2 separate regions of the Homo sapiens genome follow, and region 1 is linked to region 2. A link is a contact called in ENCODE Hi-C or POLR2A ChIA-PET data. All regions are on one chromosome and are shown on one strand. The core of a region is the stretch at or near the end of the contact, and the rest is flanking DNA. Distances in the headings are between cores, read along the strand shown. Region 1 overlaps MYO10 (myosin X). Region 2 overlaps MYO10 (myosin X).

Region 1 (5,846 bases), core at 1,717-4,216, 58 kb before region 2:
AATCCTGTCCCTTTCCCTCCAGTCTTTCTTGGGCCTCTCACTTCATCTCTGCTGCCCCCGCGGCCCTTCCCGCATCACCTTTTTGGTCTCCCTGATTCTTCTCTTGCCTCCTTTCTGTCCATTCTCCACGCAACAGTCAGAATGATTCTTTGGGGCCTGGTGGCTCATGCCTGTAATGCCAGCACTTTGGGAGGCCGAGGCGGGTAGATCACCTGAGGTCAGAAGTTCGAGACCAGCCTGGCCAACATGGTGAAACTCCGTCTCTACTAAAAATTACAAAAATTAGCTGGGCGTGGTGGCAGGCGCCTGTAATCCCAGCTACTCGGGAGGCAGGAGAATCGCTTGAACCTGGGGAGGTGGTGGTTGCAGTGAGCCAAGATTGCGCCACTGCACTCCAGCCTGGGAGACAGAGCGAAACTCACACACACACACACAAAAGAACGATCCTTTAGAAGCTTAAATCTGATCATGACACTCTCCTGCTTAGGAACTGTCTTGTGACTTTCCATTGTGCTTACAAAAAATTCTCACAATTTTTAATACAGCCTGTGGCCCCCCATCAGTGCTTTGGGTTTGTTTTCACATTTTCATTATTATAGTTAGAAAGTTTTTTTTTTTTTTTTTTTTTTTTTAAAGCAAAACAAAACAATATAAGCTCCTTTTGGTTAATCTGAATGCACACATTTTTGCCAAAGCCTGTGTTTGTGTTGGCTGGCCTGCTGGCACAAGGCATAGAACTGTAATTGCCTTGGGCTAATGAGGACCAAGTGGAACTGCAGGCTGGAGGAGGAGGAGACGGGTTAGACAGAAATGTACTACCTGCAGAGTCTGTGACCTTGACATTAGTATCTCGGGACATCTGGCATATTTCTGGGTTTTAGCAGTTTGTGAGTTATTTAATTATATTTCTTCTTTGCCCTGTTGTTTGTAAAACACTTCCACAGCCCAATATATGAGTAGACACCACTTACCTCCTGGTAGAGTCCTATCTGAATTATGTGAGGCTGCTTTCCAGAGTAGCAGTTCTTCAACCTGGCTTCATAGTAGAATCATTCAAAAAAAAAGAGAGACAGGGTCTTGGGTCTCGCTCTGTCACCCAGGCTAGAGTGCAGTGATGCAATCTCTGCTCACTGCAACCTCCGCCTCCCGGATTCAAGTGATTCTCCTGCCTCAGCCTCCTGAGTAGCTGGAACTACAGGCACCCGCTACCATGCCTGGCTAATTTTTGTATTTTTAGTAGAGACGGGGTTTCACCATGTTCGCCAGGCTGGCCTCGAACTCCTGACCTTAAGTGATCTCCCTGTCTTGGCCTCCCAAAGTGGTAGGATTACAGATGTGAGCTACTGCCCCCGGCCAAAAATTTTTTTTTTTAAATAAAAATGACAGAGTTCTACACCCACAGGTTTGGACGAGGGACCTATTAGGTGATTCTAATATGCAGCCAGGGTTGAGAGCCACCACCGTAGAGCTCTGTGCAAATCTGAGGGTTTTTCCAAGTTTTACTTGCACAGCTTGAGTATCCCTTATCCAAAATGCTTTGGGCTAGGCATATTTCAGCTTTCAGGTTTTTTCCAATGTTTTTGGATTTTGGAATCTTTGCATTATACTGGTCGAGCATCCCTCATGTGAAAATTTGCCCCAAAGAACCCCAAAGAACATTTCTATTGAATGTCATGTTGGCACTAAAAAAAAGTTTCAGATTCTTGACCATTTCAGATTTCATATTTTCAGATTTAGGGTTACTCAGTTGGTGTAATGCAGATATTCTCAAAATCCAGAATCTGAAATCAGAAACACTTCTCGTCCCCAGCATTTCAGATAGGAGATCTTCCACCTGTATAAGAGATTGACAGAGATTGATATCCATGACTTGGTCCATTTCCAGCCGTATTTTTTCTCAATGTGTCATACACTCTTGAAGCATCTTTATGACGACGAGAATCCTGGGTTTTCTTTCTTTGACCAAGCCTCTGCTGTAGAGTTTGAAGAGTATCGTATCTTCTCCATAATTGTATTTTTGCCATATTCGGTGAGCCAAGGTAGGCTGGCTGCTATGACAGACAGCCATCAAATCTTAGGGGTGTAACACAGGGATGGTCTATTTCTTGCTCCTCTCCGGCCCCTGGTGGGTAGGGGAGGGACTCGAGTCTACTCTGTAGGCTTCTTTGCTTGGGAGATGTACCATCTCTGAGGACACTTAGGTGGCAAGCGGAAGGTGGAGCCCAGAGGACTGTGAAGGGGGTTTTTAGCTACCAGGCATAGAAGTGGCTGATAGCCCCATGGCTCAGTTGTTCAACTGGCTACACTTGGTCCCCTTGTTACTGCCTGCCTGCCGGGTTTTTTGTTTTTTTGTTTTTTTTAATTATTTTTTTGAGATGGAGTCTGGCTCTGTTGCCCAGGCTGGAATGCAGTGGTGTGATCTCCATTCACTGCAACCTCCACCTCCCAGGTTCAAGTGATTCTTCTGCCTCAGCCTCCCATGTAGCTGGGATTACAGACGTGCGCCACCACGCCCGGCTAATTTTTGTATTTTGAGTAGAGACAGGGTTTCACCATGTTAGCCAGGCTGGTCTCAAACTTCTGACCTCAAGTAATCCACCCGCCTCAGCCTCCCATGGTGCTGGGATTACAGGCGCAAGCCACAGTGCCCGGCCTCTGCCTGCTGTTTTTACTGCAAGGGAGTCTAAATGTTTTCGGCTTCTGTGTGCCCGAGGATAAAGAGGTAGGTTGAGGAACACATAACATTGTTTCGGCCTCACCATTTTCACTAGACAACTTAACCTTCTAGTTTTTGTTTTAATAACTCAGCCACCAACAGCTGTCGCGTCAATATAGATATGTTTTAAATATGGAAGATGATTTAAATCGTTCCTTGAAACTGTCTCTCTTGGTTTCTGTGAGTCATTCTGTGCACTGTTGTTGAATGCCTCCCCCGTGCCAGGCACTGGGCCGAGCAGATGCCAGTTATTCAATGTATGCTAAGCTCTGTACTGGGAAGATTCTGGTGGCTGGTAAGGGAAACCCCAACTAAAGGTGGCCTAATTTATGCTGCCTTTTACTATTTCAGACTACATGAGGCAGGGCAGTTTCAGGGATGTGGATTCAGCCCCCGCCCCGGCTGGGCTTGCCTCTGATTTTCTTGGCTTTTGCTTTATGATTTCAAGACAGGTTTAGATCGTCAGATCTTTGTTGTCTGCCGCAAAAGGGACATTTCCGCCCAGTGTCGTGTGTGTGCGCGCAAACCTCCCCTAGGAGCCCACAGTACCCTTGACATTACGACATTATGTCTTTGTGGAATCGTGACACTGGCCCCTGCCCAGGCCTGTCGCTAGCAGAGCAGGTGAAAGGACTGTGGTTGTCTAGACCAGTGGAGATCCCTGGGACCCCTGCACCCAGCCCGGCATGTTGGCGTCATCTCTGAGTCATTTCTTCTCTTTTATTACATGCAATTGATTCACATTTTTAGCAAAATTCCTCTTTCTTGATAACGTCCCAGCTCTTGGTACTCCACAGGACTTCTCTTTAGAACGCAAAAGGGGCTCATCTGCCCATCCCACCATTCAGCGGTTGTCAGCGTGCTGCCTCGTGATGGCGTTTGTATGGCTGTGCTCTTGCTTATCCCTTCAGTTTACCTTTCTTGTAAGTTTCCAGCCTCTTTGCTACTTCTGTTCTCTGCACAACACCAAGCATGGTGCCATATGCCAGATGGATGGGGTTTCTCCGTTCAAGTCTCTCTCATGTCCGTATCTTCCTCTCCGTCTCCAGCCTTGTTAACTGTGTTTGGGACCTGGCCACCGCGGGCCTAAACAACGGCAGCAGCTGGTCTCCCGAGGGACCCTTCGGTCCTTCTAGAGCTTTTCCTCCAGAGCTGCGTTTCCTACAGGTGGCCTTGATGAGGTCATCACCACCCTCCAGCTCCTGCACTTGCCTCTGAAGCATCCAGCTGAACCTCAGCTCATCTTCTCTGCCGCCTTTCGTCTCAGCCCAGCTGACCTAACCAGACCTGGATCTCATTCTCCCATAAGAATCTTTCCCAGCTTCTGTGGTTTCTGTGCTTTCTTGGCCTGACTCATGTTTGCTGGTCTTTTAAGGCATAACTCATCCCTTATTTACTTCTGTCCTTTGCCTCCCTTCCCTCTGGATTTTTTGTTCACTTGTCCTTAACTATCACTAACACGTGACCTTGGCAGGACTTTGGATCAGGCCGAGCTGGCATTAAGAGTCCAACTCGGACACTCAGCCATGCTTCCCTCATGGGATTATTGTGGGAATAACATGAGTTAGTGTGGGTTGTGTACCCGCAGGTTCATTGCCTTGTCCCCTCAGTATTACTCATGAATGATTGCATTTTTATTCATGTGTACCTGCTTTAAGTTTCTCAGAAAGATCATGTTAGTGAGCTCATGCATTTAACCAAACGTTTACACAGTGGAGGTGTTTGGGATGAACTAGTGAACAAAATGAAGATCCCTCTTTCCCAGAGCTTACCTTCCCTGTGAGGCACCATACATCTTATGACCTTTCCTTAGGAAAAGGTAGTTCTATTTGCCTCATTTGCCAAAAGAGGCGAGTAAGGCCAGACACAATGTGGCCAGCAGGAGAAAGGACTTTTGCTTTCTTTTAACTCAGCTCTTTGGAAACAGGCATTTTGATCTCCCTCTTCCCACCTTTCTACCATTGTTCTGTTGAGTAATTATAGTGCCATTGACCAAAGCTGATTTTTTTTTAAAAATTATAGTTAGAAGCACAAACTTTTCCGTTTTGTCTTTCAGTGGTGAAAGTGGGGCAGGTAAAACCGAAAGCACTAAATTGATCCTCAAGTTTCTGTCAGTCATCAGTCAACAGTCTTTGGAATTGTCCTTAAAGGAGAAGACATCCTGTGTTGAACGAGCTATTCTTGAAAGCAGGTATTTATTGATTTTCTTGTTTCCAACTAATAGGATTCACTTTCCTTATGGTATGGCTTATTTAAAGAAGAGTTAAAATTAGTTGGTCGCGTTTCTCTTTTTCTTGACTTCTCTTTTACAATTCCTTAAGAAAAGGTCTTGCCATGCACATAGTAATATCTCATGAACCCAGCAACAACTCCTTCTGCCTCCTGCCCCTTCATCGTCAGGCCAGGTCTGAGATGGGGACTGAGTGGCGCGCAATGGCTGTCTGCAGAGCCTTTGACTCCAGCTTCATGTGTTTTTGAAGCACCTGCATCAGATAAGGCACTTGTATTGGAGTTTATGGAGAAGAATAAACTTGACTAGTTTTCTGGAGGCCTTGTTAGCAGCAGAAATGTCAGCCCCCAGCCACTGTGTAAAAGGGGGCTTAGCGTGGAGACGAGCAGGGTTCAGGTCAGCATCCACCGCTTGGAGGCTTAACATGAGCAGAACGGGCCTCTCGTGTGTGGAAGATGAGTGATGCATTCTATATAACAGGGAGCCTCAAAACTTAGAAAGAGGGCTAGGTGTCACCCGAGTTGTTGTATAAACTATGTCATTGCCTGATAGATGGTTTGTGCCTTATAAGACTTTAGAACCGGTAGGGACTTTATACACCCTATTATTTAGAGATTTGTCCAGGGGTCGGCAAACCACAGCCTCGTGCCCATATCTTGCAGCCTGTTTTTGTTTTTTGTTTTTTAGCATGTAAACACACCATTTAAAATCGTGGTAAAATATACCTAGCACTAAATGTGTGTTAACTGTTTTTCAGTGTACGGCGCAGTGGCGTTGGCATTAAGTACATTCATGTTTGTTATGCAACCATTGCTGCCATCTGTCTCCAAAACTTCATCTTCCTCCTGTAATCTGTTTTTATAAATAAAGTTTTATTGGAACCCAGCCACACTCATGAGT
Region 2 (6,253 bases), core at 2,809-5,308:
CTGTCTTTCTGCCTTTGTCAGATCCTCTCTATATTTTGAATATATTTGAGTTCCTAAGTCTCTCCCATCTCAGGTTGTCTAGGCATTTAGCTGCTTCAGATGTGGCCCCCACCTAGTAATTCTCACAGGGGCCAGGGAACCTGGGTCTCTGTATTCTGTCTTTGTTTCTGGCTTCTCTGGCTGGGCTTGAACTTGACACTGCCCCGTGATGTCCCTCTGGTTTTGGCATCCCGTACCAGCTGATGCTGCCCCTGTTGACCTCTGCTCCATACTGATTTGTCTTCTGGTTATTTTTGAGGCTCACAGTGTTAACCACTGAAGAGTTTTAAACTATATACAAGCCTTGCAATATCTCCATGCACCTTAATCCACTGAGGACTAAGCCCCTTCCCCATAAGCCTCCCTCCTTCCCAGGGATAATCCTTCCCTTCCACCACAGCACCTCTTCCATCTACCAACAGACTGTACCGGTATGTCACATACCCTTCTCTCTCTCCAGGCAGAGTCCAACTTTTCAGCACTAAGACAGAGTAATTCTGCCAATAATGACCTACACGGTTAATATGTAAAAACCCCACATTTAATAAGAAGCGTTTGTTTAGAGGCTCCACAGGGTCAGGACTTGGATCCATGTGCCTGTAGTTCTCTTGGTCCTTCCTCAAGGTTACAAAATGGTTGCCATAGCTACAGCCATCACCTCCTCACAAAACATTGTCATTCCATTTTTTTCAATGAGCATCTGTTATGCCATTGTGATACATCTCTGAGTAAAGCAAATAAAGACCTCACCCTCTTAGAGTAAACATTAATCCTGGAAAGAATCAGGGTTGGGACCAAAGAGACTCCCCTCGGTGCCCCTCTTCCTTTAATTAGGAAGGAAAATCTTCCCCAGGAGCCCCTCAGTAGTTTTGCGTGACATCTTCCTCGTTTCTCTGCTTGGTTCTTTGGCCAGGACTGGGCCTGGTTGCTGAGCCTCACTCCACAGGAAGCTGAGAAAGTGAGTGGATGAGTTCGTAGGGTTGGCTGGGGTACAGTTGGAGTTCTTTTAGCAAAGCGTTGCTGTTGGGCCACACTAGAAAATAAAACTTTAGGCTGGGTGCGGTGGCTCACGCCTGTGATCCCAGCACTTTGGGAGGCCGAGGCGGGTGGATCACAAGGTCAGGAGATCGAGACCATTCTGGCTAACACGGTGAAACCCCATCTCTACTAAAAATACAAAAAATTAGCCGGGTGTGGTGCCTGTAGTCCCAGCTACCCGGGAGGCTGAGGCAGGAGAATGGTGTGAACCCGGGAGGCAGAACTTGCAGTGAGCCAAGATCGCGCCACTGCACTCCAGCCTGGGTGACACAGTGAGACTCCGTCTCAAAAAAAAAAAAAAAATAGAAAATACAACTTTAGATGAAGAGTGGAAGGGGTGAAGGTAGAGAGAAATACAAAAATATTTGGATTTTATCGTTGTACAATTTAGGTAACTTTTAATAGATGTAATATCAGATTTTCTGAATCCACGTTTTAGACTTGTGGTAGTTTTGAAGAAGAATTTAAATAAGGACACTTTCTTATCCATTGAGTCTGACTTGATGTTAAACTATAGGAAGAGAAAGTTTAGTACGTCATGCAAAATTACAGAATAATATTGTAATAACAGTGGATTTTTATATACACCAATACAAATAAATATCTTAGGAGCTTTAACTCAAAATTGACCTTAGTACCTTCTAGAACAATGCATCTCAAAGAGTCAAAAGAGCAGTGTTTTGTTTTTCATTGCCAATTCATTGAGGACTGGTGCATTTGAAAAATACAGTAAAAATCGGCAACCCACTCGGGTCCCCTTCCACGCTGTGCTTAAAAGAAAAGAAAAGGGTCCCCTTCTTGCTGCTGCTTAAAAGAAAAGAAAAGAAAAATACAGTAAAAAAATACAGTAAAAACGATGCAGCCACATCAGATCGCTGTAAGAGTTCCTAAATGCTTATTCTCACCTTTGGTGGCCATCTTGCCATGGACAGGCAGCCGTCCCAGGCCACACTTGGAGTCACGCTCTTCTGGTTTTCCCACGAGGACGAAGGGCACAGAACTAGACACAGGTCCTAGTGCACAGTAGTCGTGTGACCTTGAGCAAGCCACTCCACTTGGATCAGGGTCTCCAGGTATATAATGGAATAATAGTCTTGTCTTGCCCACTGGCTCTTGGATATTCAATTAGACTCATGGAAAGCCTTGGTACATGGTAATTCATATTTAAATATTAGGTGTCATTATATGCCGTTTAACTTTTAATTCAGGAAGGAGACTATATGTAGCTTTTTTTTTTTTCAGTGTTGAAAATTAAAAAGCTCTAGTTTTGGCGATCCAGGGGTTCCCTTTTTGCAGCAAAAGGCAGTTCTGCTTTCTATCTTCCCAAAGAGCTGGAGGGGTGGGAGCCAAAAGAAAGTCCCCAGGTACCTCATCCCCAAGGAGTTGGTGTGCAAGCTGGTGTGTGGCCTGAAGTTTGGGATCTGCCTACAGGGTTTCCCCAGAGGGCAGCCCGCAGAAGGAGGCAGAGTTGAGAAATCTGTCCAGTGTGCAGGAGAGGAGACAAGCGACCCTGGCCGTGTGCAGTAGTCCATGCACACGCAGGGCCATTGAGAGAGAGGAAGTTGGAGCGGCAGGTGCAGGGCTGTGAAAGGCAGGAAGCCAGGAGGCAGAAACCAGAATGGAAGGAAGAAGCCATGGCGGAGGGCGGCCTATGTTCCTAGAGCTCAAGGAAGCATTCAATCACACGCTCAACACGTGATTTTCAGGCCACTTGTGTGTTTTGGAAACAAGTATGTGACCAGGCACAGAGGCAGCCAAGATTCAAATGAGTGAATGTCCCATGGACATAATTAAAGAGAAAGGGCTTGTACTAAACACTGGAGAGCTGTTAGGCATAGCTTTTCCAGGCATTTCTTTGCTAGTTTTTTTTTTTTTTTTTTTGGGCTGGGGGGAAGGATCGGAGTGTATGTGCCCCAGTTTTATCTTGTTTAATCCAGCTTTATTACAGCTCTGTCCTCAGCGCTGGCTCTGTTTCAGCATCCCCATAGGCAAGGAAGATGCTGGCTTCAACAGTTTGTTTTAAAAAACAAAAATCAAAGTTAATGTCCTAGGAATCTTTTGGGGGATCCCTGAAAACTAAATATAAATTTGTTAGGGAAAGTAGTTAGTTATATGTTGTTTGAGAATCATTGTCTTGATCTTGAAAGATTATTTGACACTTTATTTGATGTTAATGGAAATTCTTCGTGTTTGATTTATTTGTTCAGAGTCATTAGCCTCGTGAGAACCCTTCATGGGGCCTTTATTTCACAGTATTTGCATGAGCATTGTTTTTTATCTTTGAAAAATGGGTAATGTTATGAAAAGGAATATGTGTTAGTCTCTAAACATGCAAGCCTTATATCAAAATAGTCTGACAGTGTATTTATACAAAACATGCTGCAGGTATCAAACAAAATTGTAATCAAATTAGAATTTTAAGCCTTGTTGTTTTACTCTCCAAGTCCTTATAAACCAGAAGCCCTAACTTTTTAGAATAACACTGTTCAATAGGAATAGAATGTGAGCACCATGTCTAATTTAGGTTTTCTAGTAGCCACATTTAGAAGTGTAAAAAAAAATTGTTTTTTTTGTGAAAGCAGTTTTAACAACATATTTTTTTTACTATATCCAAAATGTTATCCTTTCAACATGTAATAAATTTCAAAATGATTAATGAGATACTTTATTTTTTCATACTAAGTTTTTGAAATCTGGTGTGTAATTATCTCTAGAGCACAACTCAATTTGCACCAGTTGAGCACCCTGTTTGTCTAGCTTTTATTCTCTAACTCAAGAGATTAGTAAACTTCTGTAACTGGCAAGATAGTAAGTATTTTAGGCTTTGCTATTGTATTGTGGAAGTGGTCACAGACAATGTGTGGCTGTGTTCCAATAAAACTTTATTTACAAGAACAGGTGGCAGGCCGGATATGGCTGGCAGGCTGTGGTTTACAAGCCCTCACTCTAACTAAATGTATCATCTCGTGGGTTTTAATGCTCAGAAGTTGATTTCTATTTTGGGCTGCTACCAAGATAGCTATTGTGATAAATTTCATTCAGAAATATTCAGGAAATATGTACCAGGAAGTATACTCCATTGTTAAATAATGAATACGTTGGAACTACAGGAACTCCCCCTTTCCTGAATTTGCACCTTTCAGGAAGAGCCGCATAGCTAGTGGTGCTTAGTGCTGGCTTGGCTGTCACGATGCCTGGATTTGAAGCTCAGCTGTGTTAATTAAGCATGAGCCTTGTGACCCTAGACAGTTAATTAACCACCCTGCACTTCAGGTTATGCATCTGTAGAATGGGGATGACAATAATATCTACCTCATAGAGTTGCTAAAATTAAATGAAAGCTGACACAGTAAGCCCTTGGTACATGATAGCTTTTGTTATTCCTCTGCCACTAATGTTGCTGCTGGAAGTACTACTTGTACTGTTACTACTAGTGGTGTTAGTACTGCTGTTACCACCATCACCACCACCACCATAGAGATCCATACATACAAACCAACCTATGTGCCAGAATGGAACCATGCTGACTTGATGATCGTCCACAGATGACCATAGTGGCCACTAATATGGTATCACTTTGGACGTAAACTTGTCAGTCAGCAGATGTGCTACTGCACTCTAGGGGAGATCTGGCATGATCTGCAAGGATTTAATGTTAAAAGACTTGAGTGGGCTGGGCACGGTGGCTTACACCTGTAATCCCAGCACTTTGGGAGGCTGAGGCGGGTGGATCACCTTGAGGTCAGAAGTTTGAGACCAGCCTGGCCAACATGGTCATCTGTCTCTACTGAAAATACAAAAATTAGCCTGGCGTGGCAGCGTGCGCCTATAATCCTAGCTACTTGGGAGGCTGAGGCAGGAGATTCGCTTGAACCCAGGAAGTGGAGGCTGCAGTGAGCCAAGATCACGCCACTGCACTCCAGCATGGGTGACAGAGCTAGACTCCGCCTCACAAAAAAAAAAAAAAAAGGGGGTACCTGTTGCTTCTCTGGCCTGGTAATTGCTGTATGATATGACTCAGGTCACACAACATTCTTTGACCCTATTTAATGAAAATGCTAATTAATGGCTGCCCTACCCACCTCACAGGGTGATAGAGCAAATTGTAGGTAAAGTACTTTGGAAATTGTAGAGTGTTGTGGAAATATTAGCTGAGAGCATTTCCCACACGATTGCTTTTTTAAAAATGTATATCACACACTTAATTTTATCATCATGGACTGATTTAATTCATAGAGTAGTTGTAAAGATTAAGTGGGCACATGTAAAGTGCTCAGTTCAATGGTAGAAACATAGCTCCTGTTCAAGGGCTGGGTAGTTGCTATTTTTATTACTCGATTTTCAATTTAAGATGTAGTATTTTGGCTGGGCACAGTGGCTCGCCCCTATAATCCCAGCATTTTGGGAGGGCGAGGCAGGCAGATCACAAGGTCAGGAGTTCGAAACCAGCCTGGCCAACATGGTGAAACCCCGTCTCTACTAGAAATACAAAAATTAGCAAAATTAGCTAGGCATGGTGATGCATGTCTGTAATCCTAGCTACTCAGGAGACTAAGGCAGGAGAATCGCTTGAACCCGGGAGGCTGAGGTTGCAGTGAGCTGAGATCATGCCGCTGCACTCCAGCCTGGATGACAGAGGAAGACTCTGTCTCAAAAAAAAAAAAAAAAAAAAAAAAAAGAAGAAGAAGGTGAGAGAACTGTATATCCTGACAGGTTAACTGTCTCTAAGATTCTGTTAGGTAAGAGAAGCAAAATGTGGAACACTTTTATTTGCATTTTTAAAAAAGCAGTGCGTGTATTTATCTGCACACACGTGAGCGTGCATATACACACACATGCATACTGTGTTTATACATGCATTGACTGTGCCTGAAGGAGACACAGGAAACTAGTACGAATGGTCTTCCTCAGGAGAGCTGTGGGGTTTTTATGGCAGATGCTTTTTTGTATATGTATGTATGTGTATGTATTATATATGCATATATACACCCAGATCCTTTGCGTGTATTATTTTTTCATTTAACAACAACAAATTAGTTAGTGGGGAAAAAGAGATGGCTGTAATCTCCCAATTTCTTTTGCATCCCTCCTCATTAAACACTATACTGAAGAGTTACTTCATGACGTCTTGCAGTGGAACCCCCATAGAAACACATTCCAGTCGTGTCATGTGAGT

Evidence for each region. A loop is a pair of places that touch in the nucleus more often than their neighbours do. ChIA-PET counts read pairs that join two places held with the same protein, here RNA polymerase II (POLR2A). Pooled maps may share reads with other maps.
Region 1: a map with no recorded cell type shows a loop between it and region 2 (8-fold over the local background). The contact joins two enhancer-like sites. A Hi-C loop is called at or near these places in 1 of 168 maps with a recorded cell type or tissue (HepG2), 1 of 37 single-sample maps with no recorded cell type and 5 of 50 pooled maps. POLR2A ChIA-PET finds 5 or more read pairs at or near these places in 6 of 52 experiments (Caco-2, H1, HepG2 and 2 more).

Annotation. Positions count from the first base shown.
Region 1 is chr5:16,782,396-16,788,241 of GRCh38, reverse strand. MYO10 (myosin X) reads left to right here. Exons shown (of 41, transcript NM_012334.3): 5 at 4,773-4,907. Among named protein-coding and RNA genes, the nearest start is that of MYO10, 150 kb to the left of the region's middle. Within about 2 kb of position 2,966, at least 2 of the 41 ENCODE cell types and tissues checked have a DNase peak (open chromatin) inside an H3K27ac peak, as active enhancers do.
Region 2 is chr5:16,724,581-16,730,833 of GRCh38, reverse strand. The region is part of intron 19 of MYO10 (myosin X); the gene reads left to right. Among named protein-coding and RNA genes, the nearest start is that of RETREG1, 110 kb to the right of the region's middle. Within about 2 kb of position 4,058, at least 3 of the 41 ENCODE cell types and tissues checked have a DNase peak (open chromatin) inside an H3K27ac peak, as active enhancers do.